Regions from separate parts of the Homo sapiens genome. Here all the other regions are linked to region 1. The links are chromatin loops, found by intact Hi-C in ENCODE. Cell type or tissue: PC-9. All regions are shown on one strand.

Region 1 (5,000 bases):
ATGATTTTCTAATTAAACTTCTTGTCTTTCCTTTAAGATTTTCTTTACTTTCACCAGAGCAGTATTTGTGTGTGTGTGTGTGTGTGTGTATATACCAATACATTTATGTGTACACATAGGTATACATATACCATATATTTCAATACATAGGAAATATAACTTCATTTTATGATTTTATAATTCAGAAAATAACTTCATTTTATAATTGTGAAAATAACCTCAGCAATCTACAAGTTCTGAATCACAATACAATTCTTCGTAAATTGTTGGTTTAAAATGACATTGATATTTTAAATTATATATATGTGTGTGTGTATATATATTATATATATACATATATATATATAAATAATAGAGTGGGTGTTGTCTTTTGTGTCCCATGAAAAGTTTTCATGGATGTCCTGAACATTCACATAATAGTATAAGATAGGGCTAGTCTTACCCTAAAAATCTGCTCACAGCTAAAATGGAATGTTTTTAGGAAACATATGTGGGAGTTGTGGGGGGAAGACATACCCACACACTCACACACATACATACACACATGCATAGAGCAAAGAAGTTATCAATTATTTGCAATGACTTTTCTCAAATACTCACTGTATATTTGTCACCAGGACTTTGGATGACCTTTTCTTCTCAAATTCTATTAACCTTATAAATCATGTTTTGATGCTGAAATCTTGAATTTAAACACACTGAAAACTAGAACTTTTTATTCATCTATTCAACAAGTATACCCTGGCAAATAATGTAAAATGAACATAAAATAAAACACTTAGTCACACATCTTGTGATTCAATGCTGGTCAGATCAGATGAGGGCTTGTAAAAATCTCCAATTTGTGGATTCTCTGCTTAAAGCTGACAACCAGATTGACCTTTGAAAGAATTTATACAGTGTAGACTTTAGCAATCAAGAAAATAACTGAGACCGCAAAACAAATTCATGTAAGCCTCTAACTCACCAGCTTTAATAATGATATTCAGTCACTAACAACTTAAATAAATATGAATACTGAATAGATAATTTTCCCAATTCTAACTTTTTAGGGTTTTTTTCTCTTCATGTGACTGATTTCTAGAGTTCTACTATTGTCAGTGACATGAAATACGTAGTTTACTAAAATATTAGCAAACTAAACAGATATATTGATCTGTGATATCTAATTTTCCTTTATTTTCTGATTTTAATTATTATATAAATCATGTATTATAATTTGGGGTCAATTATACTTAAATTCTATAGTAAAGATTTAATGTATTTCATGGATCTTTCAGGAATACGTTTAATTAGAGTTAATTAATATGATTGCATATGTTCCTAGTAATAAAAATTAATGTTAAATTGTTGTTATGGAGGCTATTATGCTTAATGTGAATAAATAATTGTATAGGGCATTAAATTTTCTATCATGTTTTCAGGTTTGCATTTTAAGAAACTTGCATTTTAAAGTTATCATGAATTTTAAGTTGCCTGTAAGAAATTGTGTATTTTAAATTATCCCAATTTTTCTCATTTTAACTCCAGTGACACACCTTTGTATCATAGCTCCAAAAGTCAAAATACCACACCTTCACAACTTTTGAAGAATTTCAAAATCTAAAGTCAGGATTATTTTGAATAATGTTTAATCTGATTTTTACAAAATCTTCCAAAATGACTAATAGTGATATAAATTTTGAATTGATCATTATCCAACAACTTCTATTTACAAAGTCATGATATTACAGAGTTACATATTAATCAACTAAGACATTGCTCTTGTCAAACCTTTATGAAAAAGTAATATGTGATAAATAATTCATTGCTACAAAGTTATAGAGGTAAAATCTCCAAAACTCATGACAGTATTGAAATAAGTTTTGCACTTGTAGTGAAGGTTTATTTTAAAAAGACCAGCAGTTGTAAACATACATTAGAACAAGTGTGATTCTTGGGATGACTTTTACCCCTCATGATTTCTAATGCACTATATAAAGGAATTACCATGATTTGCAGTTCTATGCTTCCACTAATAGGTGGCACTAGCAATTTGTGACAGCTCTTTCATTAATTTGGAAATGGGCAGGCTACTAGGGTAAATATGCACAGAATAAGGTGTGCAGACCAAGTTTGGAAAAATTGGCATAATAGTCATGAAATTTAACATTCACAAAACAGAAGAATTACTTAAAATGAAATTTGCTAAAGATATTGATGTGCTCTTTGCATGCATTTATTGGTACATTTTGATCCTGAAAAACTAAATATTTCTAAGTAAAAAGCAAATACATACATTTAAACTTAAATAAGGCTTGATATGTGAAATTAATCTGTAAAATGTAAAACAAAATAGTGAATGAAACAATGGTACTAAACAATTAGAATGATGGAAGCAGAGATTCATGTGCCTGTATATATTAAGTATCACATATTATATGATGTGTGCTTACCAAGAATGAAGTAGCCTGCCTGTGGCACATTATTACAGCCATTTATAGTTGGAGAGTAGGTAGTTGAAAAAGTAAAATAATGTTAAGAAAATGGCATTTGGTATATTTTTAAAAGACTGACTCCTTTTAATCTGTAGGTTCTTTAACACTGTTATCTTAATTAAGCATATAGAAGAATCAATAAATTCTATCTGACACAAATAAGTATGAATGTCTCCAGCTACTATCTCCCACTATTGCCAAGACATAAACATCAGTATAAATAGGCAATCCACACACTATTTCCAAACAGTAACAAAGCTGGAGTCTGTCAAACCCAGGATAAGGAAATATACAATTTATACTTGAATTGGGGAATGAAGATAAGCAAAAATAAAATCCTGTTGATAAATATGAAGAATAGTTTGGTCTTGGGAGTTTTTACAAGCTTAGGGTAAAATTTAAAGGAACCACACATTTTAAGGAATCTTGTCATCTCCTGAATGAGTCATTAAACCTGCATTTCCAGGTTTCCCTTGCTTGGAGAAATGTGGCGTGGGAAACTATGTTGACCAAAACTTAGAGTAACTTAAAGCGTTGCAGCAATCATAAACATGTCTTTAGATAAAATATAACATGACCCACTGGAGTCTTCATCAGCAAGCCAAATGAAGTTTCATTCTATTGAATATGTCAATTGACTCATTTAGTCTGTGAAACTGCTTATGTGAATCATCTTGTGCCAGATTCTGAGTTTCTAAAGGCTGGGTATGTAGTATTTTTCATCTTTATATTCTCAATGGCTAGCACAGAATTATTCATTGTTGAATGATTTTGTGCTTTATTTGGCACACCTTTTAAAAATTAACAAATAATATGCCTGTTAATAAAACAAAATTATTTTTGGAAATAATAAGAATGAAAATTTACAATAAATCAATTCATTATAAATGAATTGTGCATTATAATATATAGTAGAGAAAGTGAGTTTAGTGTTAGGTGCTAGGGCAGGAAGATATCAGTCAAGGCATTTAAGAGTGCACAAAGGATTGTGAGAGTAATACTATCTCCATAAACAGTATCTCCTTCTGAACCACACCTATTCCAGAACTGAATCAGAAAATATCCAGGTCATATTTGTTAGTCTGCAGCTAAGAGATAGGAAACATACAATAAATATGTTGGAAGGCTCTAGGAATCAGGAACCAGGCTGAGGAATTATTGCATTCCTTTGGACAAAAACCCAGATTTTCCTTGTCCTCTTATCAGGTCACAGTATATACAGCCAGAAAAGAAAGTGAGGTTTCTACTCTAAAACCAAGTAGTAGCTAAAGATAAGTGAAAGTATCCCATTCTCAGTCTTATTGTATCTGAATGTTTGTGAAGATCAAATCAGTTCTACCAAATGAAGTTGTAAGTGTAATCCTTGAGTAATTTCAATTGGTTCTTTTTCATTGTCCATACTTTTAGGAGAATCCAGACTTGGCTCTCTGACAGCTTGCTGAGATTTAGCAGTTCAGAGCCTTTCTTGCTTCCCCTCCTACACTTGTCAAGAGCAACACTTGCTCATTGCTCCCTAAGCTACATCTCCAAGTCATCCTTTTTCTTCCCTTGCCCTTGAGTTCCACAGCCTCAGAGTATGATCCACTTCCATCCTCAGACTTACTCAAGAGAGTAGATGTGATAGGAAATACCATGGGAATATTTGCTAAAGTGTGAACATGAAAAATATATGTTGAATTCTTTGTTTAAGATACTGATTGAGAGGGTGGGAGAGGATAGTAGGCTAATTTCCTTAGGCCACTTATATATAGATCTATAGATTGGTATTTAGAATAAAATGAACTTACAATGTTCGTTGGAAAATTCTTTTTTTTTTTTTAAATATGTAGTTATTGTGACATGGTAGAAATATTGCCAGGAAAGGACAATGGGACAACTACTAGCAGCATTGTTATTATGTACAAATCATAGTTATTAAGTGGTATTGAAAAATGATTGTGTAATCCAAGTGTAATCCAAACTCTTAGAAATGTATTTGGGCATAGCTAAAACAAAGTTGTTTACACCTGAGGTCAAATCAAGCTGTCAAAGTGCTTATGAATCTTCATAATATGGGTCAGAAATTTTGTTTTCTTTTAACCTTCAACTTTGAATTTCAAGAGAATAAATGCTGTTCCGTTGTTATTATCCCTTAAGAACTAGCTTAAATGAAAGTACGTTTTCATAAGTTCTGCAAACTTTATTTACAAAAGCACCATTATTAACTATTTCTTACTTGCGTTCTATGTATAAAATAGACACATAAAGCCACATAACTCATCTGTCAGATTTCTTTATGAATAGATTCTTGGATAAATAAAGTGAATATTGTAGAATTTTTGAGAAAGGTGATGTCACATCTACCTAAAGATTTTAGGGTGGCTTTTTAAACTAGGACCCAAAGAAGGTGGGCCTTGAATGATAGGACAAATATGAGAAGGTAAAAGTAGAGAAGAGTGGTGACTACTGTATCAGAAACTATTTCTTTGGATTTGATTTTCTTTTTAGGAAAACAGCAATATATTTAGAATAATTTATATGACT
Region 2 (5,000 bases), 340 kb before region 1:
ATGCCTTCAATCTATGTCAAGGACTATCATGCAGGGCAGGAAAAATGTAGCAAGAGAAAAAAAATACATATAAACATATTAAAGGAATTAAACCTTTTCATAGTTTAAATGCACAATTATGTTGCATTTGGACTCTTCATCATCTGGTTCCCAACCCAACAGTAATGACCTAGCTTTGTTATTCTCCCTTGTTCTTCTGTTTTATTCATTTTTTTCACACATGGGCTTACGCTTATAACACTGGCAAATTACCTTCTTCTCCTGTGTTTCATGCCACCCATGTGGAAAATTTTCCTGAATTTGAAAACTGGTATTTGCCATGTCTTGACAGTAAGTACAATGTCTTACCATTTAACTTTTTTAAGATTTCCTTTTTTTGTTAGTCTTATTTAACTTTTTTGACTCCCTCAACTGCCTCTGACTTGCACGTTTAAATTTGTCATTGATGCTGTTATACTAGATTCAGAATTTTAACTTTCATCTAATGCATTGGAAGAGGAAAAAACAAGAATGAAAACGCAAATATGATGTTTTTATATTGATTTATCCTTTTCACATTTACTTTTTATTGAATTTCAGTTTTAGTAACTATTTTGCTATTTAAAATTATTTGGACTCACTTTTTTTTTAACCAGTTACCAAGGATAAGTAATATTGTGTGCACCATGACAAAATTATACCCATTCAGAGCCCAAAGACGATTGGTGATGATTGTTTTCTAGGAGATATTACTGGTAGCTTACCTAATGAAGGAGTCTAATTTATAATATTTATGTTGGTAGCTCCTTTATATTCATTATTTCTATATTTTTCAAAGTAATTACCCAAGTAATACAATTATTCTTATTTTAGAAATGAGGCAACTTATTGCTATTGCTAAATCTGACTTCAGAGCTTGTTGTTTTCAGTCTCCCAAGATACTCTCTGTCATGGAGTCTGTCATGCAGTAATAAAGAACTGCAAATGGAACAAATAGATCATGTATCTGAAGCCACAAAAAAGATAAGAAATATGTGGGCACAGCACATGCCTAAAAAATAATGACCAGCATTACCTATCGGGTAGTAATGATCCAGAAGCTTGAATAAAGTATAAACTTAAATGGAATTATAAATTCCAAATCCCAACAATGGTTCCTCCCAAGCCAATAGGCCAACAGAACAATTCAAGAACAAAAACCTTACTTAAATCAGAATTACATAGTAATGGTTCAATATAGCTAATTAACAAATGCATTACCTCCTATGGATTTATACATGGAAAACATCATGTTGTATATGGTAAATGCATGACATTGTATCTGTCCATTTAAAAAATAAAAATAAAAGAAATACTTTATGGTAGAAAACGACTACTTAGGAAATACTTGTATATTTATTGTTTTTTCTTTTGTTTGGAGGCTTTCATAAGCTCATTCATCAGTCGTTCAATTGATATATATTTTTTGTGTCCTTACTATGTGTAAGTTATTGATTATTCTAGGTGCTAGGCAAAGTGTTAGTTTACATATAAAATGTATTTATTTTATTCAAAATAGGAATGGGTTTCTTTAAAAGATGTTATACTCTAAATGTAAAATCACCTTTATCAAAAACAGTAGAAGAGGACCAGAGCCCATATCTTAACTGCAGTCATATAAAAAGAAAGCTACCAGACAAAAAACTTTGGATTGCATCATTAGGTAATGTCTGAGTGTGCAGGGGCAAATATAAAATAAACAGTAGTAATCACATATTCAAGCAAGCATCATTGAAAGGTAGAAAAGACAGACCTGGAAAAGTGCATAAGGGTAAGATCAATATAGTAGTATATATTAGTTTACATCAAGGGGTGGAAATGTTTATACACAGTTGTGTGTGTGTGTGTGTGTGTGTGTGTGTGTTAATTTGTATAGCGTCCTTAGAAAAGTCTGTAAACAGATTCCATGGGTGAAGTTTCCTTAATGATGTTCAGGAGGGTATTTTCTGAATTTTCAAAGAATATGATTTAAATAATTTGGCCAAATAGCAAGAAAGTTACAGCATCTGGTTTAAACTCATCTATCACGCACAGTAACATGAATAAATGGAGACATTCAGCACTATACACACAACAGAAATTGTGTTCTCCTATTGATATAATTAAATACTCATAGAAGCCTAAATGCATAATAGCTTCCAGACCCTTTGCTTAATGCCAAAAAGCAATGGCTCCGCTTCCAATGAACTTGATAGGCATATGTTCCTAGTCAGGACCATTGTGAGCCCTCTCCAGTTTCTAAACATTTATTGCTGGTACTGTAATAATAAACATCTTGCATTTATAAGATGTAATGTTGCCTAGAATTTTTCATTTTTCAAGAATGCAGAGCACACTCTCTAATGGCTCTCATATGTCCAGTGTGCCCACAAACAATTTGTCTTCTGAGTGGAGTGTTAATCTGACACCTCAAGGACAGACCTGTTTTCAGAAGGACTTAAAGAAAAGCTACACACATTCATAGGCCTCAATAACTACTGAAAATCCTAGTAAACTGTGGCTGGGATTACTCAGAGTTCTGGATCACATCACTTCATGCCACATTTTGCTTACATAAGAGTTATTAAAGATGATAGTAGAATATTTTTCGACTCATTGTCAAATATGTACATACCAAACACACATTTAATATATGTACATATACATGAAATCAAGCTAATGATGACATTTATGGTCCTGTTCTTTTGTTTTATCTGGACTCAGAGGTGTGTGTGTGATAGGAATGTATTTTTTATTTGTTTAACCCAGTTGCACATGATAACCTCACAGCAGTGACGAAGGAAGCAAATATGTGCTTTGGTCATAAACACCCTGGGGCATAGCAAAATCCCTCCTCTAAAGACAAATCCAAGATTTTCTTCTCAGGTCAAGGGCAGCACATTAAACCTGTGGCTTAAAAAAAAATCTATATCTCAAAAAAAGAAAAGAAAGTTAAGTTTCCTTAATGGTGCTATTCTGCATGGAGTGAAAGATTAGAAACACATCTCACCAATGGAATAAAAGATTACTTCCTGTAAAAAAAAAAAAAAGTTAATTGGCAGAGAAAGAAAAAAATACTCAGGAAAGCTAGAAACAAGACAAATAACATTTACACCTGGATCCATAATGTTTGCTGTTCTTATTTGACATGCATTATTAATCTTAACATTCTGGGGTGGCTTGATTGGGACTTGAATATTCACACCAATACCTTGAACTAGAACAATGTTTTATACAGGTGTGAGAAAAACATAAAATGAAAGTTGTATCCATCTGGCTCACCTACATCTTTTGCTCATTTCTTTAACTCACACTTTTTATTTAAGAAAAAGATGCTTGCCCACAAACAACTGTCAACTTTTTGCCTTGTCAGTGAATTTTCAGGCCCTCTCTGTATTTCTTACCACCATGGAAATACTTAATTCAATGCTTTGAAAAAATGACAACTTCTTAAAGGGAAAAAGCAACCACTCCTTTCTGGCTGGAATCAAGAAGGATATCAAAGGGAAGAAGAAGGTTCCTGCTGTGCCAGAAACTCTTAAGAAAAAGTGAAGGAATTTTGCAGTCCTGAAGATCAAATGCCTGAGAAAAAAGTTTAACCCAAAAGATGCTTCTGAAGGCAAGGAGGAAACTTATGAAAAAGTGAAGCACTGTTCCAAAGAATATAGGCAAATGTATAGAACTGATATTTGATTGGATAGGATGGCAAGAAAAACTGACAACTTCTATGTACCTGCTGAACCCAAATTGACATTTGTCATCAGGATCAGAAGTATTAACGGTATGAGTACAAAGGTCCAAAAGGTATTCCAGCTTCTTTGCCTTCATCAGGTCTTGAAAGGAAATTTTTAACCTCAACGAGGCTTCAATTAACATGCTGAGAATTGTAGAACCCTATTTTGCATGGGAGTACCCGAACCTGAAGTCAGTAAATGAACTAATCTATAAGCATGATTATGGCAAAATCAGTAAGAAGTGAATTGCCTTGACAGTTAACACTTTGGTCGATCTCTTGGTAAATATGACATCATCAGCATGTAGTACCTCATTCATGAGATCTGTACTGTTAGAAAATGCTTCAAAGAAACAGATAACTCCCTGTGGCCCTTCAAATCATCCTCTCCAGGATGTTCAATAAAGAAAAAGACCACTCATTTTGTAGAAGGCGGAGATGCTGACAACAGGGAAGACCAGATCAAAAGCCTTAGAAGGATGAACTAAGGTGTTTGCTGTGATTATTTTTGTAACCTGGAATAAACAGTGTCTGCTTTCAAAAAGAAAAAGCAACTATACCCATCATATATGTTGATCACAATTATAGTTTGCAGTGCTGACATCGTTGTTTTTTTTTTTAATCTACAAGTATATAGGCAACAGATATGACCTGTATTCGATGTACAAAAAGCCAAAAAATATGTTTAAAGTGAAAACAAATTTTCATGTGAGTTTAGTATTTCAGACTACTTATTGTTTTTACTAAGATTTCAGCTACTGACATTTCCACGTTGGCTGAAATGATTCACTGAACTTCCGAAGTTTATCTGTTCAAACTCTAAGAGTGCCCAAACTTCACTGCTCACACACTGTGGGCTAGACGTACCTCTGGAGCAGGTCCGCAGAGTTTGACATAAGCTCTGTGGTATTATCAGGAGGATAACACGCAGTGCATGAAGAGGAGACTCTTTAAGGTTTTATTTCCATTTATTTTAGTATTTCAAAACATTTTCCTCCTAAACTCAATTTGATTGACATGACACAATTTAAGGCAACTCCAAGCACAACTTCCTATGCTTAATAAGGAAACTATGATCAATGGAGCAAAACCAAGAAAGAGGTATTCTTTGAGCTACATTTAGTTTCAAAATTCTTTTCATTGCGGTATACAAAGTTGATTTTAAAAAGTAATGATCAGACATCTAATACTAGAAATAACTCTCTGTTATAAAACTTAGTTGTAATATATTGCACATTTACTTCACTCTTTTTCTAAATTGTTATTATTA
Region 3 (5,000 bases), 160 kb after region 1:
GTAATTCTATAGCATATAGCCAGTTACATTATAAAAAGTTTTCTATTGAATTATAAAATGTTAAAGACCATAATATTTAAGTAAAAAGAACATACTTTGTTGATTTTGTTCCAGTTTATGGATAAGTGTGAATCATTAGGATAATGACAGTACTAGTAAAAGAAACTAAATGATATCATTTATCACCCATTATAATTATTGTATTTACATATTGTATTTTCTTAGTTTTGCCTTAGTCCTCATATTCACCTAAGTTCACCTTTCCTGAATGTTAAAAACAAATGCTACTTTTTTATTTTTGGGAAGCATAAAAGTATTTTTCTAATATTTTGATATGAAAAATTTCAAATACAGGAAAGTTAAAATAATTTTACAGCTATAAACCTTTGTCTTCCACCTAGATTCTATAAATTTACAATTTACTGCAATGTATCGTGTGTCTCTCCAATCACTCCTCTCTCCATTCATCAATCATCTTTCTTTTTATTAAGACAAAGTAGCTTCGGACATCGGTACACCCTTCTTACATGATTAATAATGATATGTCTTCCACTTCAATTTTCAGAAAGAATACTTGTATTTTGATGACGTCAATAACACACTTTTAGAAAATGATTTTTGGTGGTAAACACATTTCTTAATAATGAAGCAGAAGTAATCAACCATGGGATAACAATAAAGATAGATATTTCACAATAGTATGTTGTTCTAAGTCCAGGTGTATCAGCTCTATTATCTTTATAATGTCTCCAAATTCTCACTTTATGAGTGAGAACTCAAGACAGAGATGTTAACTTGCTCATGGTCACACAGTAACTGAATGGTGGAGCTAAACTGGATACTGTGACAGCTTCTTAACACTGCCACCTCATCTCCATGAAGGCAGTTTGTAAACCATAAGCCAATTATGTAAGTATATATAATAGTGTCTGTTTGAGTTCAAGTAACCAAGTATCCTAAAGGGTAATATATTGTTAGGAACTAGAGAGGATTCAAAGATGAATGGCAAACTCTAACTAAAAACAAACAAACAAACAAAAAACTTAGTGAAATAGAAATAGAAACCCAGATTTGTATTGCTCTAAAGAATAAACTAGTGCTGGTTGGCTGGTAACTCATTGAAAATCCAACAAAATACTGTATTATAAAAATGCAGAAGATAAATTTCCACCTGACAAATTTAGAGAAAGAACTCGTGAAATATATTTGAAAATGGTCTTGAAAAATTGTCATGATTCTTGGTAAAGGAATTTTCATAAATAAAGTAATTTAAGAATAAAAGTTGTGGGAATCCCAAGTGGTAAGATAGGAGGATACAAGGAAATTCAACTGGGAACAAGCCTAGAATTAGGTATATCCAGGGACTAGGTAGCAGAGACATTGCATGTCTTTTAAAGGCATCTGAATTTGCTTAGTCAATGAAAAACCATTAAAAAATTGTGTATATTTAGAGATATACCTTGTAAATATTGTAAAATATTGATTTGGAAGAAAATTATTTAAAGCAATGGTCCATTTTTTTGTAGGTACACACACATAATTTTGCTTGCAGTTTTTTTTTTAACTTTTATTTTAGGTTTGGGGGTACACGTGAAGGTTTGCTTTATAGGTAAACTCGTGTCACAGGGGTTTGTTGTACAGGTTATTTCATCACTCAGGTATTGAGCCTAGTACCCAATAGTTATTTTTTTCTGCTTCTCTCCCTTTTCCCACCCTCCACCCTCAAGTAGAGTCCAGTGTCTGTTCCCTTCTTTGTGTTCATAAGTGGTTATCATTTAGCTGCCTCTTATAAGTGAGAACATGCAGTAGTTGGTTTTCTGTTCCTGTGTTAGTTTGCTAAGGATAAGAGCCTCCGGCCCCATCCATGTTCCTACAGGACATGATCTCATTCCTTTTTATGGCTGCATAGTATTCCATGGTGTACATGCACTAATTACATTTTTTAAATTCAGTCTGTCATTGATGGGCATTTAGGTTGATTCCATGTCTTTGCTATTGTGAACAGTGCTACAAAAAACATTCATGTGCATGTGTCTTTATGGTACAATGATTTATATTCTTCTTGGTATATACCTAGTAATGGGTTCACTGGGTTGCATGGTAGTTCAAAGCAGGGGACTCTTTCTAGAGGTCACATCAATACTTTAGGAGAGAGATGAGAAGACTTTTAATAGAAAACAAATAAATAAGTGAAAAATATTCTAAAAATTATTAGTAGAGAATTGGTAGTAATTGCCAGTTAAATAGATATGGGAGATGAAACTGAAAAGATGAAGGTGGAAAAACATTTTCTCCTCAAAGTCAGGGTTGAATAAGAGATACGAGGTACTTAATTTGATTTAAGGTACAGAGTTGAGGGCACTCCACACCACAGTGATGTTCGTGATGACTTTATGTATTTATGCTTGTAAGTCCAATATCCCAAAGCCTTTCACTTCTTATTCCGTCATTTGCCTTTTTGAGGAAAACTACGAACCGTTGCTTTTGGTTATGACCATTTAGTTCAAATAGACTTATTTTGTAGTGCTAGAAGGTAGCAATCTTTCCCACTATTCTCTTGATTAATGATTAAAAAGTATATTAAAATAGTAAATCAAATAACCAAATAGTGTAGAAGTACATGCAACTTAGAGACATATTGCAAATTACATAGGTGCAAACACTCCATGTAGCTTGAGGCAGTAGAAGGAACTCGGCTCTTGTTATGCCCTGGCTCTGCCAGTTACTAGTTTGTACCTTGAACATTCGCTGGGTCTTAATCCCAGGATTTCTTTCTGGGGTATGTGTGGATTAGATAATGCAGATAGTACAGAAGGAAAGGGTGCAATAAACAGTATCTATTATTTTCACTTGCCTTCTGTGTTTATCTTTCATTCTAATCAGCCCTTCTCTCTCTCCTGATGTGACTCATCTTGAACTTTTCTTGGGTTAAACTATCCCAAAGGCTATTCACAGTTTCCCAGCCAGCTAGCATCAGAAGTTTTTCCAGGCCCGTTCCTTGGCAGCCAGAGGTTATTCTATTCCACAGCCAAAAATGATATATCTCCTCTGCTTAGGCTGTTAGCTAAGAATGTGAGATGACCTTATGTTGCATTCCCTGCATTCTTAATGTGCTGAAAGTTCCCATTCATGGTCTATTGATTCTTTGGGGCTTTTGTTTTCTGTATGTTGTGGCATAGCTGAAAAGGGAAGAAACCAGTCACTGTGGCTGCCATCCTGGTGTGCTGGCAGTCATCTGGTGATAATTATTCCCCATTACCAATTTCCCAGCTAGTTTCTTTGTAAATATTTTGAAGCCTGAGGCTGTGATATTGGAAATATTAATATAGTTTTATAATTTACATAATTTATAATTAGTCTTTGTTCATCTTAGTTGTCTTTAGCAGGTTTTTAGAATCCTTATCAGCTACCAACTTGCTTCCACTGGTAATCTAAGTTTATGTTACCATTACTTATTTTTATTTATTTATTTATTCATTTAAAGACAGAGTCTCGCTTTGTTACCCAGGCTGGAGTGCAGTGGCACCATCTCGGCTCACTGCAACCTCCGCCTCCTGAGTTCAAGAGATTCTCCTGCCTCAGCCTCCCAAGTAACTGGGTCCACAGGCGCCCACCACCATGCCCGGCTACTTTTTGTGTTTTAGTAGAGACGGGGTTTCACCATATTGGCCAGGCTGGTCTCGAACTCCTCACCTCAAGTGATTCACCTGCCTCGGCCTCCCAAAGTTCTGGGATTACAGGCATGAGCCACCGCACCTGATCTTATGTTACCATTAACTTTTAAACATACATTTGTATACAATATTTCACAAAGTTTTAAAAACAATGTTATAAAATAATAACAGCTAGCAATTTTGAAGACCAATAATATGCTTGGCATTGGCAGATAGATAGATGTATGTGTATTCCCTAATTAATTCTCCCAACACTCCTCAAAGATATGTACTTTCTGATAGTCAAGTAACTGAGGCTAGTTGATTTTTTTTCTTTTTTCTTTTATTGTGGGGGGGCATTGGGTGTGCAGGGACAGAGTCTCCTCTCTTGCTCAGGCTGGAGTGCAGTGGTGCGGTCTCAGCACACTGCAACCTCCGCCTCCTGGGTTCAAGCAATTCTCGTGCCTCAGCCTCCCGAATAGCTGGGATTATAGGTGTGTGCCACCATACTCGTCTAATTTTTTTTTTGTATTTTTAGTAGAGACGAGGTTTCATCATGTTGGCCAGGCTGGTCTCAACCTCCTGGCCTCAAGTGATTCACCCGCCTTGGCCTCCCCATGGTGCCGGGATTACAGGCGTGAGCCACCGCGCCCAGCCAAGTTGTTATTTTTGAAGTAACAAATCTAGTGACTGGGAGAAGCCTAATTTCTACCCATTTTCTCTGAATCCTATCACAGAACAGTTTTTATATAAGTACAGTGAAGGAAATACTTGCTTCTTTTTATGTTGCTTTCTGAAAGAGTTTTCCTTCATAGTTATAATGTCACTGGGACCTCCTTTAAAGTGTGAAGAAAAGAATGTGTATGTATATTTCTGTGAACTAATTTTTTTTTTTTTTTTTTTGAGACGGAGTCTCGCTCCGTTGCCCAGGCTAGAGTGCAGTGGCGCGATCTCCGTTCACTGCAAGCTCCGCCTCCCGGGTTCACGCTATTCTCCTGCCTCAGCCTCCCGAGTAGCTGGGACTACAGGTACCCGCCACCACACCCGGCTAACTTTTTTGTATTTTTTAGTAGAGACGGGGTTTCACCGTGTTAGCCAGGATGGTCTCGATCTCCTGACCTCGTGATCCACCCGCCTCGGCCTCCCAAAGTGCTGGGATTACAGGCGTGAGCCATAGCGCCCGGCACTATCTACATTTTAAAGCCTTGTTTTTTCCTTTCATAGGTGGTGTTCCTGTTGATTCAGAGAGAGAGGGGATTTCTGCCATTTTTCTGCAGTGGGGTTATATGTTCCGCCTTCCCTGCTCTGCAACCTCTGACATGTTTTACAAGAGGATTGGCTGAGTGG
Region 4 (5,000 bases), 250 kb after region 1:
TTTAAAAAATTCTCTCTGATTTCTACCTGGAAAATGTATTTTGTGTTGTTGGCTTTTCAGTTTACTAGTGAGTTGGGAGAGTTCCTTGACCACCCTCACAGGACTTGCCACGCGGGTGTGGCTCTCTGTTTGAACAAGCTCTCAAACTCTCTCCTTTGAACAAGCTCAAACCCTTTATGGGAGGGCGAGCACGCAGACGGGCAGGTGCAGGAACCAAGGGGAGCGCTTTTGGGCTCCAGCCCCATGGCAGCATCTAGGAGTGGATGTCTGACACTCCTGAAGCCCAAGTAGGCCTGAGTTACAGTGCGCTCTTTTAGTCTTGCCATCCACGGATGGCTTAAGTGTTAGACAGCTCAGTGAACCCTCTTGGCACCCAGGTCCAATCCAGCATCCAGGAAGAATCAGGTCGCACACAGACTAGAAGGGTGAAAGCTGGGGTTTTAGTAAGTGGTGGAGGTGGCTCTCCACAGAATGGATGGGGAGTTGGGAGGGGAATGGAGTGGGGAGATGATCTTCCCCTGGAGTTTGGCTGTCTAGTGGCCAACCTCCTTTCCAATAGTCCCCAGACAAACTCCTCTCGGCATTCAGACACTCCTTCTCTTCTCTCCTTCGAAATGCCCTGCATTTCTGCTTTTCATCTGTTCGGCCGCTTCTGGAGCCTGGGATGTGGAGTTTATGTGGGCACAGGATAGGGGGCATAGCAGGCCAAAAGGCAACTTTTTGGGCGTGAAAACAGGAATACCTGTTCTCATTTAGGGCCACGGGTTTCCAGGCTTGAGGGTGGGGCCTTTGCTGGGAAACTGCCCTCTTCTACCCAGTATTTCTGTCTCCTGTCTTTATCACTAGCATACAGTCATAAAGAGGAATGGCTTGGAGTAAGCTCAACATGCTATTTCCAGACCTCTTAATCCTGTCTTTGGCAGCATGTTTTAGTATCAATACAATGACAGTAGAAAAATGGAAGAATATTAAGGGCAGACGACGCCAACACCAAATACAAGTAATTGTCATATGAGTAATTGCAGCCTTCCTCTCATTTTGTTTTTCATCCACTCTCAGAAGCAACTGCTGGTTTTCCAAACAGAGTGTGATGAAGGGCTAAGACTCATAGCTTATCAATTGATATTACTGATATTGTAATTTTCTTGAACTAAAAGTAAAGTCCTATTTCATTATCATTTATATTATTTCTTATAGACATAGCCAGTTAGCAATAATATTCTTAGCTAACTACATCTGAGAATTTGAGATTTCCTAAAAAATGGCAAAAAAATGCTAACATGAAATGATTGGTACTGAATATGCTGTCCAAAAGGTTTGTTATCTTTTGTGATATAACTAAATAAACAAACAATAATTTACCTGTACAAAAAAAAAAACAAAACACCAAACTTGCATGCTATCAATCCCTGTGTTAATAAGAGTTCTGAATATTTCCAATGGGTAGTTTCAGAATTTATGAAATGGCTAAAAGGAAAACGAATAACAGGTAAGTACTTTGTTTTATTAATAAGAAGCAGTGATGTAGATATGAAAAATAACTTCTTGTGCTCAAGTGACTTTCCCAGCACATAAAATGGAGAATAACAGCTAGCGAAGGCGTAGTTCTTTGGCCACCTTACTTCAGGAAAGAAAGAAAAAAATATATATGGGGAACTTATGCTCACCTAGGGAACTTGCTCTCATCAGCTAATTTTGAGAACAGGAAAAAGGAAATTGCGTCCCAGGCAGCTTGACATGAGACAATGGGTCAGTCTCCTTATTGCTTAAACATGTAGCATTGTGCTGAGCTGTTCTGCACTTTTCTTCTCACAAAAAGCAGAATCAGCCTGAAAGACCAGTGAAGATATTGCAAAAGGAGGATTTATTGAGCTTCATTACATCTTGAAAGGATTAGTTGCACCTGCACATAAAGAATCTCTATTGGTTCAGATATACAGGCTGAAGGCGCCTTCTTTATTATACTTCTTTCAAAGGAAGATATTTGACCCACACTCTTGACAAGTTTCAAAGCCTCCAGGTTCACTGCCGAGGAGCAAGAGTGCCATCTGCTGGTTAACAACATTGAGCACATACAGAAGGCTTTGAATCTCTTCGGAAAGAAAATTATTGTTCAAAGAATTTTCATTTCTTTGAAGCTGAATTACAGAATAGCTAAAAATATCATTTCCTCATGAAGATATTACTCCACTTCCAGTTGCATAAAATGAAGTAAAAATGCACTCTAAAAAGTAAAGTGGGATGAAAGGGGAAGAAGGAGGACAAAGGGATGTATTTTGACAGAGAACATTAACAGCAAAGTTAATTTTACCGTGAAGAGAGGGTCTTTTTGCTTCATTTCCTAAATAGTTATTTATATTTTATTGTAAATTCCTTTAGGTAAATTAGCTATTAAGTAGTGTGGAAATTCTTGATGGTTAAAACATGTTCTTGGCCGGGCGCGGTGGCTCACGCCTGTAATCCCAGCACTTTGGGAGGCCGAGGCGGGCAGATCACGAGGTCAGGAAATCGAGACCATCCTGGCTAACACGGTGAAACCCTGTCTCTACTAAAAATAAAAAAAAAAATTATCCGGGCGTGTTGGCGGGTGCCTGTAGACCCAGCTACTCGGGAGGCAGAGGCAGGAGAATGGCGTACCTGGGAGGCGGAGCCTGCAGTGAGCCGAAATCGCGCCACTGCACCCAGCCTGGGCAACAGAGCGCGACTCCGTCTAAAAAAAAAAAAAAACCATGTTCTTTACTCAAGGACATTAATATTAACATTCAAATTAGAGCAAGCGTATATCAAAAATATAACAAAATTATAAAATTGTTTTATTAATGTTAAATTATCTTCATAACGTCTTCTACTTAAAACCTAATTTATGCATGGACACTTTACACTTTTTTCTCAATTTCTGACCTTTAATTTTTAATAATGTCATTTAAACATCCATGCAGTAAAAAATTATTACATTGAAACAATTCTATTCCATCTACAATATGTACTGTGTTTCTAAATATACTTGCCAGTTCCACAGCCCCCACCTAACCCTCGTTTCCCATAAATTTTTCACAAAACTAAGTTGTGATAGTTGTAGCCAGGCCCTTCCCAGAGCTCCTTTCCGAGGACTCCCTGCCTCACACTTCAGTTGCAGGCTTCTTCAGAGATTCCTCAGCTACAGCAAACTGACTGCTCCAGTTCCCCTGTCCACCCACATCTGATGACTGCTGGGGTCAGGAATATAAAAGCCAGCCAGTTTGACTTAATTTGGGACTCCTCTGATGTGCCATTGTAGCTCCAGAACTTCTTGGAGGGTTGATTCCTGTCAACTTCAACTTCTTACCTTGAGTTTGGACTTTGTCTTGGCCCAGTCCTACTTTCTTACCCTCCTGTCCACATGGGATGACCCCAATAGTATTCCCTGGTGAACACTTTGCAGGAACTCCATCTCCTGCTTCCAGAGAAACCCAAACAGCAATTCAAGCTGAAAGACAGCCCTGTTGTGACCATGTGATTTTGTTTTGTCCTCTTCTATAGAAAAAGGCTTTATTCTTTAACTTAATCAAAATATCCTTCTCTCTTATCAAATCTTATCAAATCCATATTATACTTTTAGATAACTAAAATGCTACAAAATATATAGTGTTTGGCCATCATGTCTATTTTACATCATTGAAATATTTTACATAATCCTATATGTGTGTATGTCTATGTGTTAAAATACTGATATATTAATCTAAATTTTAAAATCTGAATATTTTATTAGAGCAATGTTTTAAATTTGAGCTGATGTTACTGTAGAATATGAATGTTTATGTATTTTAAGCTAATATGTGCCATAAAGAATATATGCTTTTCATAACTTGAGATGGTTGAAATATTTTATCTTTACAAGTTAATAAAGTGGTACTCAGTACCTTCAGCTTTAAAAAAAAAAAGGCTTTTTCTTTCAAGAACTAGAATTTTAAGACAGAAGAAAAATGCCCTCTAGTGGTAAATATTAAGAAAATACTTTTTAGTGTATTAAATTAATATGTTTAACAAATATTTATTAATTTTCTACTATGCTTTGGTTGCTCTGGTTAAGTCCCAGGACACAACTGTGAATAAAATAAAAAAGGGTACAAGACCTCTTCTGATGTGCATTACGGTGAGAATAAGACAAACTTTAAAAAGAAAACAATTAAAATAAGTCCATATTTAGTGTATAAAATGAAGGGAACAAACAAGAATCTGAGATAGAGAACAGTGAGAGGAAACTTGCTTTAATTATTAAATGCCATTTATGCTAGTATTTCTAGGAAGCGTCAATCTTTTAATTTATATTTTGTGAACTAAAGGTGGTTGTCTTTGTTGCTGTTCCTTTTTTTAAAACATTCAAGACACATGACGGTGTAAAACTAGAATCTCAAATCAAAAAAAGAACCTGGAGCTAAATCAATTGTCCAGGGACATTTTGGAATACTAATTCATATACACAACACACCTAAAATTTTGCAGAGTAATTTTTCAGGTTTTGCAAAACAACAAAGAAAAGGAAACCCACCATATTACCAGTAGGAGGGATTCACAAATGCATAATAATTCAGAGCCCTCCTCTCCACTACAAGAAAATAAATAAAACTCATGTGAATTCCCTAATCCTATCAATTAGATGAGCAATGGGGAAAAGAAAAAGTTTTTCCAGATCCTACAAGATCCCACTGCCTCCATCATTGATATTCCCTGAACTTGTCAAAGTTAGTCCCAAAGTTAAACCTAACATGCTGCTTACAAATTGTCCCTGGGCAACTTCAATCTCCTAAACACATCCACAATTCTAGCGTTTTTTACAAGTAGTTCAAGGCCGGGTAAGGATAGTTGCTAGAAGAGGTAACTCCTGAAATCTCAGTAGCATATTATAATAAAAATGTGTTTGTTTGCTTGTTTGTTTACTTTAGTCCATGTAAAGTTCAATGAAGTGTTGCTGATGAGGAGTGGGGAGGAGTAGAGAAGGGACGTATTTTCCTGGAAGCCCT
Region 5 (5,000 bases), 220 kb before region 1:
GATGTGAGCTAGATAAATATTTTAGATGTATTTATTTTTTATTTGTTCCTCATGGTTTTTAAATTTCTGTAAATCAAACTTTAACAATAATGTTATCTAACATATAGTGTTTATTTGAATTTCCCCATTGTCTCAATGGTTCTTTGCTGATTCGTTTATTTATTTGATTATTTTGATCCAGGATTCAAACAATGATTCTGCATTTTAATTGGTTACCTGTCTTTTTAGTTTAATGTGAAATTACACTTTGTTCATTTCGCCTTTTTTTTGTTTTTCATGATATTGACATTTTTTCTTTTAATAATAGAGCCAAATTTTCTGATAGAATGTCCCACCATCTGAGTGTTTTTGAACGTTTATTCATGATTACACTAAGGTTAAACAACTTTGACAAGAATACTACACGTGATGTTGTGTACTTCCTATTATACTAGAATCACATAATGACCATTTGTGTCTTCTTAGAAGATGCCAAATTCAGCCTGTTGGTGAAGGTGATTTCTGTGAGAATTTCCATTGTAAAGTTTCATTTCATTGCACGTATTTATCAAGCCATTTGTGGGGTGTTGCTTTGAGGCTACATAACAATACTGTTTTTTTTTTTTTTTTACTTTTAGCCAATTATTTATCATGTGCTGATTACTTTTGTTGAGTTAATTATTACATTAATGTTTACACAACCAAATTTTTCACTCTAAAATGTTAATGTTTATGGGCAATGGAAATGGTTAGGGGAGTTTAAGAGTGGGATCAAAAGATATATGCATAGATGTTCATACACAGGTGCATAGCTTCCAGATTTCAAACAAAAATGGTGAACATTGATTAGAAAACTATTTTTAATATAAAACAAGAAAACAAATATATAATTTACTTTTTAAACTGGAATCAAATTGCTCAAGTTGGTGCGGGGTTAAGCCACAAATATTATTATAAGATTAATAAAGTATCAGTTAATAGAGTAATCAGAAATTTACGGTGAAGCAGTATATGTGACCTTGAATCTAATTTTTCTGTCTTCTAAATTTGGAATAATAATACATACTTCATAAGGCTTTAGAGAGGCAAATGATGCATAGGACTGCTTTGAGGATTAATTGAGATACTACATCTAAATTGCAGATTATATGTCCTGGCATGTAAAAATGATTTGTAAATCTTAGTTATTTTCACTACGTTATATTTTTCCTACACATCCCATTATTTATTGTTTCTTTTTTAAAAATGACTAGTATAAAACAAAGAAATAGAATAAAGTCTAGACTGCTTTCAAGTTTTTTCTCTCTACATACGCAATTTCAATTGATTGATTTTTACTTCTACTACTACTACTAAGTTTTGTGTTTTTTTGTTTGTTTGTTTGTTTTGGACACAGGGTCTCACTCTGACACCCTGTCACCCAGGCTAGCGTGCAATGGCATGATCACAGCTCACCACAGCCTCGATTTCCCAGAATCAGGTGGTCTTCCCACTTCAGCCCCCTGAGTAGCTGGGACTACAGGCACATGCCATCACACCTAGCTAACTTTTGTGTTTTTTGTAGAGACAGGGTTTTGCCATGTTTCCTCGGCTGGTCTCAAACTTCTGGGCTCAAGCAATCCTCCTGACTCAGCCTCCTAAAGTGCTGAGATTACAGGTATGAGGCACCACACTCGGCCTGCTTTCTACAGTATATTCTACTTCTTATTTTAACTTTTTGGTTATTGATTTAAAATGGACCCTATAAAATCTTTAAGAATGTGACTTTCATTGTTAAAAAACCTTCACTTAGAGAGGCTATGGCAATAGAACCATTATTCTACACATATAATACATCCTGTGATGTCATAACTGCATCAGTTATGAAGGGTAAGTTCCTACATAGAAGTCAGTAGATGAAGAAAGAAATGTATAATAGTAATCATTCCAGAAGCATGTATAGAAAAATTAAAACTACTAAAATGTTGCATTTGTTGATGAAAGGTGGTATTTCCTTCCAAAAATAGAAAAGTAATTTTTGTTGAATTCCTTAAATTTGTCTTGAAAAAGAAATTTGTGTATGAATGTGTGTGTGTGAGTGTGTGTGTATGTGTGTGTGTGTTTTGGAAGGAAGTTGTGAAACATCTTTATGCAGGACTCTTTCCAAATTTATACCAGCTTTGTAAACTTGAGTCATTCCTATCTAAAAAACTATAGCTGGGAGAAGTGTCGTTGCAGTGACTCAACCATAGTGTTTGCTTCTGTTTATATTTTCAGTTAAAATGGAAGAAATCATGGAAATAGTTTAGAAGCTTTAACAATCCCTCATTGACAAATAAAAAGGCTTGCTTTCAAAATAACCCATCCAGTATAATCTTTATACCACTTAGAGCTCAACTACAAAGATTGCTCATCAGGAAAGGATAAAGGGAATGTGGTGATCCTTCTTTGTAAATGATCTAGCTCTTGTTTTATTTGCCTATTACTTTGAACCATTTCTGTATCAAAGTCATGGCTAGTAATGAAAGAGCTTTAGGGGGATTTTTGACTGACATGTACCATTACTAATAAATTGCCTCAGAATGTAAAAATGTGACCCCTCAGGTGGTTCAACCACATTGTTTGCAAACTGTGACTAAGTATCAAATTCCAGCTTTTTTGCTAAGCACTCACCATGGAACAATACAGTTCCACTTTTTAATGCTTCATCGCTGATTGTGTAGGTCATAATTAGAGATGCAGCTGGGGATGAATGGAGAAGAATGTGCTGTGCAATTGGCTGTAACCAATCTGACCCTGCTTGATCCATGCTCCTTAAAAACCTGTGACCTCCTGTAGCCTCATGCATGATCCTTGTATGTGGTTAGCACAGCCTCCCTGCCAACCTTTCATCAATAGGCTTTTCAAACCACCACTTTGCTTTGTAGCCTTATCAAGGCATTCATTTTGAGCTGTCATAAATGGCATCTAGGAGTTCAAAGTTTGCCCAGCACAATAAGAAAAGTCACTATAGGTGTCTTAGGAAAGAAAGCAAGAAGTGTTGTAGAATTTGTAGAAATTACATATGTTAAAATAAGTGCACATTTGAATCAAGGAAGAACCACAAAAGAATGGAATAATGGAGAGAGATACAAGGTGTCTATTTTATAGAATCTACTTTATTACCAGGATTCAATTTTACAAGTTTTATTTAATCCATCAAGATACAGTTTACAGGTGGTCCATGACCTCTTCTTGAAAGAAAAAAGAAAGAAAACAAACCTGAATCTAAACTGTTGTTTAAACCCAGCTGTTTCATGTTGCCAGGAGAAAATAAAAAATGCCAAAAAATTTCTCAACATACGTAAGGAAAAGCCTAAAAATTTTTCAATAAAATGTTTACACAGATTTTGAAATGTAGATAGTTAATATATTTGAGGCCACTGCATTTTTTCAGTTATTTTTCTATAATACTAGAATATGAATATATATATATATAATTATACCCAAATGTCAATATTTTAAGAAACTGATGCAATTATATTAGTAGTCTATTATTTTTGAAATAGGTTTAATACAAAAGACTGGTTAGGCTGATATTTTGGAAACACCATAATGGAAGTAACAGGACATAGAATCAATAATTCATGGTAAGCAAAGGAAACCCAGCATTCTAGCATCCCTGAGAGATAAATCCCTGCTGACAATAAAATGTCTTATTATTCCTGTTCAAGTTTATGCTCCAATGACTGTGCTTTCTACTTTATCCCTTAATGTGGTTATTTGTTAAAACATAAATTAATAATCATAGCCATTTTGCAATATTATAAAAAATCCCAAGTGGACCGCTACCAATTTTTTTCCTAGTCCAGAAATCAAGTATTACAGGGTGGGAGAAGAATGCTATCTCTCTACCTCTCCATTGATGTTTCTAAGATACAGTTAGCTGGATTTTCTCTCCCTCTGTCTCATAAACATATACCCACACACAGATACACAAACACACAGACAATATAAACATCTGCTAATACACTGACCTACTGAAAGTTTATATTCCTCTATCTTAAACCTTCAGATTTGGAGTGGAATAAAAAGTTACAATCCCCCGACAACGACAACAAGAAAAACCTGAAGTAAGTTCTATCTAATAGTTGTCACTGTGTCAGTATAAAGCTAGTTAGTCTCTTAGGTGCAGATACCCTGGGAAAACGGTCAAATAGCTTTTAAGAGTCTAAGTGTACAGAAACACAAATACTTTGGAATGCTCTAGAGGTACAGGGTTAAATGCTCCCCCAAGCAATTTGACATTTCCGTGTTAATTCAGCTTGTAGAAACATATAATTAGAATCTCTAATACCTGCATTTTTCTTTTCTTTATGCGAAAAACATGTGGTGGTGCACGCAGCAATAAATACACTGGGAAAGGAACTCTTTGTGGGGTGGCTTGACATATTCTGCTGAAAGGCCACAACTACTACATTTCCAACAGAAAACAAAGAAAAATACACTCTATTCCTTTATTGGAAACTAGCACCTCTCCTTAAAACTAAAATAGGTGCTTTCATGTAACATAAGTAATTTTCTTCTTTACAGGTGTTGAACCAAGTAGTCTGGGGAGTGTGCAATCTGGGTTGGGAATTAAATCCAGGTTGCTTGCTTAATAGTAGAAAACATAGCCATGTAGGCATGAGGCTGACATTAAAAGAATGTCTTTTATCTTGAAAATTATAGAAGAAAATGACCCCCTGATGAAAAACTGCACTCAATTCTCAACAAATGAAAAATATATTGTGTATGTTTATAAATATAAAGGTAAATATATAAAATACATGTAAATTATTGTATAGAAAGTATAAAGGATTGTGTGAATTTGTGTTTTTCTTTAAGAGCAGACAGTTACATAACATAAGATGAAACAATGAGTTTACTTTTGTTGATTCTTATACAGGAACAAAACAATTAACAGTCTTGTATTTTCAACTCAATTTTGTCTTTCTCCATGGAAAAATTTTCTTTAAAATCAGTTATACTATAACCAATGCTACTCCCTACGTGATCCTTAT
Region 6 (5,000 bases), 130 kb after region 1:
GCTGCAGGTCTGTTGGAATACCCTGCCATGTGAGGTGTCAGTGTGCCCCTGCTTGGGGGTGCCTCACAGTTAGGTTGCTTAGGGGTCAGGGGTCAGGGACCCACTTGAGGAGGCAGTCTGCCCGTTCTCAGATCTCCAGCGGCGTGCTGGGAGAACCACTGCTCTCTTCAAAGCTGTCAGACAGGGCCATTTAAGTCTGCAGAGGTTACTGCTGTCTTTTTGTTTGTCTGTGCCCTGCCCCCAGAGGTGGAGCCTACAGAGGCAGGCAGGCCTCCTTGAGCTGTGGTGGGCTCCACCCAGTTGGAGCTTCCAGGCTGCTTTGTTTACCTAATCAAGTTTGGCAATGGCGGACGCCCCTCCCCCCGCCTCGCTGCGGCCTTGTAGTTTGATCTCAGACTGCTGTGCTAGCAATCAGCGAGACTCCGTGGGTGTAGGACCCTCCAAGCCAGGTGCGGGATATAATCTCGTGATGCGCCGTTTTTTAAGCCCGCCGGAAAAGCGCAGTATTCGGGTGGGAGTGACCGGATTTTCCAGGTGCCGTCTGTCACCCCTTTCTTTGACTCAGAAAGGGAACTCCCTGACCCCTTGCGCTTCCCAAGTGAGGCAATGCCTCGCCCTGCTTCGGCTCGCGCGTGGTGCGCGCACCCACTGACCTATGCCCACTGTCTCGCACTCCGTAGTGAGGTGAACCCGGTACCTGAGATGGAAATGCAGAAATCACCATCTTCTGCGTCGCTCACTCTGGGAGCCGTAGACCGGAGCTGTTCCTATTCGGCCATCTTGGCTCCTCCTATTTCCTAATTTTTCATCAAAATACACATATATCTGGGTATTTCTTTAATGATTCTTCTAAGTTTTTGAATAGAATATGTCTTTTCATATAATTTTAATATTTAAATGCCTATGATAAATTCGTATTTGTGAAAAAGTTTGTAATTTAGTGATGTATATAAACATCTCAATGTAATATTTCTTTGACACTATGTTAGGAAAGTTGAAAATAATGGCAACAACCTGTGTTAATTTCCATATTATTTTGCTATACTGGTAATACTAACATAATTAATAGAATATAAATAGCATTTTTAAAATTTTGCTGCTTTTAAAATGTTTTAAATAAATTATTTAACCCTCCAAATTAACTTGTGAGGTTAAATATCCTTACATGTGCTGACATTTTAGGACCAGAGGCTCAGAGATATGAAACAGTGACCAGAGAACCAGAGCTAAGCCTGGTGCCTGGCTCATTGCGTTTTCCACTATAACTTAGTACAATTCTGTGAAAGCCCATAAATTATTTCACAGTATAGATTTTAGAACTAACCTAAAGAAATATCATTGGTACAGGACAGCTAATTGCCAAATACAGAATAAATGCAAAGAAAGAAGATTAGAATTGGTAATTCTCATTCACAGTAGTAAAAACAGAACACTTGGAATTTCTTCCTTTTTTTTAACTTTCGTCCCTAATTCAAATGAGTTTTAAGAGTAATAATTTGAAACCCTGCCATTAGTTCCATCAGAAATATTAAATGTTAAACAAAATGATCCCTACTGATCATAAAATGGACACCATTTAATATACCAAGATGGTAGAAAATACTTTTATGTGAATAGTAGAGAAATTGCCAAAAAATAAAAAGCTATTTTATTTCAGTCTGTGGACAACTTAATGTACTACTGGAAAAAGCATACATATTCTTATCTAATTAATTCCCAGGGCACTTGGTTCTTAAAAGAATGCTCAGAAATGTCCCCAGATTTACTCCACTGTCACATATAGAGTGCAGTAGGTAGACACATTCTGACAACAGGGTCTCAAGCGTGAATTAGTTATCTCCTTATCAAGATTTTTGATGTCATGCTTTCCTGCACATATTCTACCTTGAGACATGTGTATATTTTTTATAGGTAGTCAAAAGTTCATTCCTGTTTCTGAGTACTTAGGGACCCAACAGAGCAGGCTTTCCCGTGGTAATAATGTGCTTGTTATTCCATTGACACCACCTCCAGGCACACTGCTCTCCTAACCTGGGATATTTCCCTCTTAGAGAAGTGAATGAGGCATTTCAGGCACTTCACCTGCTGCTGTAACTTAAAAATACACAAGAAGCACGTAGCCACCAAAGATGTGCAAAGGACATAGTGGGGAAAATAAATTTGATGGCTATTTAACATGTCTTCTGGAAAGTACATACTGACAAGATTGTGTAATTTATTCTAGACAACTAACGTAGTGAATTGCTATTTTTCTTTTCTACAAAGGAAGGAAATGAGTCATTTTATTTAAGTTTAACATTCTTTCCTCAAAAGCCATTATGATAGATTATAACATACCTGTGTGATAAAATAATCACTCTCCTCTTACCATGACACATCCTGTTCTTTATAGTTTATTTACACATTATTGTTTGCAACGTGCTAACTGCTACTAAATATCATTAAGCTAAGTAGATATTTGGCTAGTATTACCTATTTTCAATACACTTGATTTATTTTGCCATCTCAAAAATTTGAACAAATAAAAATAACTCTTGTGTTGGACATGAATACTTGACATCTCTCTGATTAACTGATGTGTTGAAAACACTCATTTTTATATATAAAGGAAACCCTTTTCTCTTTCTTTTTTAAATCCACAGGACAATATTTTTAAGCTGGAGAACTCACATTTTGAAAACGGCCGTGGGAAGAGTCCATATGACCCTAAGCTGCTGACAGCATCCCTTTTAATAGGTGCGTAGTCAACAATCAATTAAATAGTGAGTTTTCTATAAATAACAAACAGGTTGTATGTTCTTTTTTATCTACCAAGATTTTCCATTATGAAATAATAATTGTTTTAGAAGGACATTAGTTGTGATATATTCAAATGTTTGAAAATGAAGAAGAAACACTAAATGCTATTTTGCTTATTGCACCAACTAGTCTGATTCTTTTTAATGGAAATGGAATAGGATCTTAAAATGGCCTCTCAATTACTATGCAGCCCCACTTGGTACAGTTGGCAGAGACCCATTGTGTTACCTTGTGCTGGCTCATCCTAATATACATATTACATATACAGGCTAAGGGAAGTTACATTCTGTATTCACCTTTTATGAAATTAGCTCTTCTTTTTTGGAAAATCTAACAAAATATTTGATGTGACGTCCTCTACCTTTTTCTGTAACCATCATCTTTTCTAGCTTTCTCCTCTTTTCATTTAGCATTGCTGATAAGTGGGGAATGCTTATAGTTCAAAATAATAGAAGTAGATACAAATAAGATAAAACTTTAGTCTGTATTGAAAAATAAAGAATTTTTTCCAGACTCTTAACTACCTCCGGACTGGAGTTAACTAAATACACAAACAAAAAGTGGCAAATCATGAAGCAATTTTTAAATTTTTTATTTTCTCTTTATTTTATCATTTTTTCCTTTCTTTTTTATTTTTTAAATTTTGAGCATACCAACAACCTAAAACATAAAAAAATTCTGGGTCATGATTCTGTTCTTGAACATATTTTTCTACATAATTGTGTAGAAATTATGTACCTTTTTGTTTTCCTTTTCTATACAATATGCAAAAGAATTATTTAATAGCACAACAAAATGAAACTTTTCAAATCTAAAATTTCTAATTAAATTTTAAATAATAAATCTTGATTAAAAAATTAAATTTAGGTTATCTGATATGTCATAAGTTTATAAAGTTTTCCATGTTTCTCTTCTTATAATTTTTTCCTACTCAGAAAAATAAACTCTAGTCATATTGACTGCCATATTAACCATGAAGATATATATTTTTTCTGTATTTTCTAGTGTTTTCTTTTGTCACCATGTTTCACTGATCCTTATTCTATTAAGAAGAAATCCATTGTGGCATGAATTATCTCCTCTGTTGCTTTTCAAATGTGGACACTTTTAGTCCATTTCATGCATTTATGCAGCATTTTAACAAAAGTTTAAGACCTGAAGGAAGGCAGCATACCTAGCACACTTACAATTTTCCTATTTATGGTTGGTCTAGTGATTATTTGTGGATGGCTTCCTCAAAAATACATGCTGAAATTTGAACGTTGTTTTAAACAAAGGGTAGGAGTCATATTTTGTATGAACTTACAGCTTATAGTTATTTAAATTGCACACTGAAAAAAGGATAGGTATTCCTTAAAAAGCAGTATGCTAAAGTGTGCCCAAAGCAGCTTTACTTCATGGTATGTTTCTCAGTAGGGACTTGCTTGATTATTTATTTTAATATTCCGCTGAGAAAGAATGATGACAAGTAGGTATTACCTAGTTCATATGGTATGCAACCACCCAAAGTCCACAAAGAAAACGAAACTCCACAGTTTTAGTTTTATATTTGAATATCTTTGAAAAAGCTATATAGGTTTATGAAAAGGCAGAGAGAATGAGCAAAGTTCAGTGAGTCAGGAAGAGGACGTGGCTAGAAAGAACAATAGGTGTTTCAGAAAAAGAACTTTCAGATGGAAGTGCAGACCTAACCTATCCAATATGGTAAAATAATTTAGTAATTTTCAGAGGTATGTAGCGCTTATTGACAAGACCAAATAAATTAACTTCTGAAATCATTGAATAGCAAGATACAGAAAAAGAAACAGGCCATATTATACCTGGCAAAATCCTTCAAAATACCTGAAACGCCATTTTAATTCAAGAGCTGAAACTCTCTGTGTTGAAGTTATTTGCTTTCTTTATAACTGTGCTATAAATTCTTCCTCTTATGGTACATTTAGTTCCCCTTGTTGGGTTTTCGTTGGCATTTTCTCTCATACTGCTCTAAAAAGAATGCTCACTAGTTTAATGGAGCTTTTTAACATAAATATTTTCTACAGCACTTCCCAAACTCTTTTACATACAAGGGTAACAGCTGTCTCAGAAATATACAGGTTGTACTTTGTATATCAGAAAATGGCCATTGGGAAAACCTATGTTCCCAAAAGCTTTTGGATACACCTTCCTCATTGGTACAAATAAGATAGAAATTTTAAGGT

The links. A loop is a pair of places that touch in the nucleus more often than their neighbours do. Peaks named below come from ENCODE experiments on the same cell type or tissue, not always from the same donor. Only the 100,000 strongest peaks of a DNase experiment are listed, where the experiment ranks them.
Region 2: a loop joins it to region 1, with 4 times the contacts of the local background. A loop is called at or near these places in 3 of 110 quality-filtered maps.
Region 3: it touches region 1 in a loop (12-fold over the local background); 6 of 110 quality-filtered maps call a loop at or near these places.
Region 4: a loop joins it to region 1, with 8 times the contacts of the local background. A loop is called at or near these places in 9 of 110 quality-filtered maps.
Region 5: it touches region 1 in a loop (8-fold over the local background); 5 of 110 quality-filtered maps call a loop at or near these places.
Region 6: a loop joins it to region 1, with 7 times the contacts of the local background. A loop is called at or near these places in 3 of 110 quality-filtered maps.

Annotation. Positions count from the first base shown.
Region 1 is chr7:84,186,052-84,191,051 of GRCh38, reverse strand. The region is part of intron 1 of SEMA3A (semaphorin 3A); the gene reads left to right. Among named protein-coding and RNA genes, the nearest start is that of SEMA3A, 6.2 kb to the left of the region's middle. In PC-9, a CTCF peak has its summit at 2,041; a DNase peak (open chromatin) is centred at 2,971; H3K27ac peaks cover 2,037 bases.
Region 2 is chr7:84,527,335-84,532,334 of GRCh38, reverse strand. It overlaps the pseudogene RPL7P30. Among named protein-coding and RNA genes, the nearest start is that of LINC03017, 2.6 kb to the left of the region's middle. In PC-9, no CTCF peak of the experiment used is centred here; a DNase peak (open chromatin) is centred at 2,714; H3K27ac peaks cover 1,539 bases.
Region 3 is chr7:84,023,568-84,028,567 of GRCh38, reverse strand. All of the region lies in intron 6 of SEMA3A (semaphorin 3A), which reads left to right. Among named protein-coding and RNA genes, the nearest start is that of SEMA3A, 170 kb to the left of the region's middle. In PC-9, no CTCF peak of the experiment used is centred here; a DNase peak (open chromatin) is centred at 3,047; H3K27ac peaks cover 2,805 bases.
Region 4 is chr7:83,933,305-83,938,304 of GRCh38, reverse strand. No RefSeq gene overlaps it. Among named protein-coding and RNA genes, the nearest start is that of SEMA3A, 260 kb to the left of the region's middle. In PC-9, CTCF peaks have their summits at 2,052 (motif pointing left), 3,741 and 3,942 (motif pointing left); a DNase peak (open chromatin) is centred at 2,044.
Region 5 is chr7:84,410,004-84,415,003 of GRCh38, reverse strand. It overlaps a transcript of SEMA3A not described here. Among named protein-coding and RNA genes, the nearest start is that of LINC03017, 120 kb to the left of the region's middle. RefSeq lists an enhancer at 4,214-4,383. In PC-9, no CTCF peak of the experiment used is centred here; DNase peaks (open chromatin) are centred at 2,203 and 2,563; H3K27ac peaks cover 2,147 bases.
Region 6 is chr7:84,058,201-84,063,200 of GRCh38, reverse strand. SEMA3A (semaphorin 3A) reads left to right here. Exons shown (of 17, transcript NM_006080.3): 5 at 2,643-2,736. Among named protein-coding and RNA genes, the nearest start is that of SEMA3A, 130 kb to the left of the region's middle. In PC-9, no CTCF peak of the experiment used is centred here; a DNase peak (open chromatin) is centred at 2,290; H3K27ac peaks cover 2,164 bases.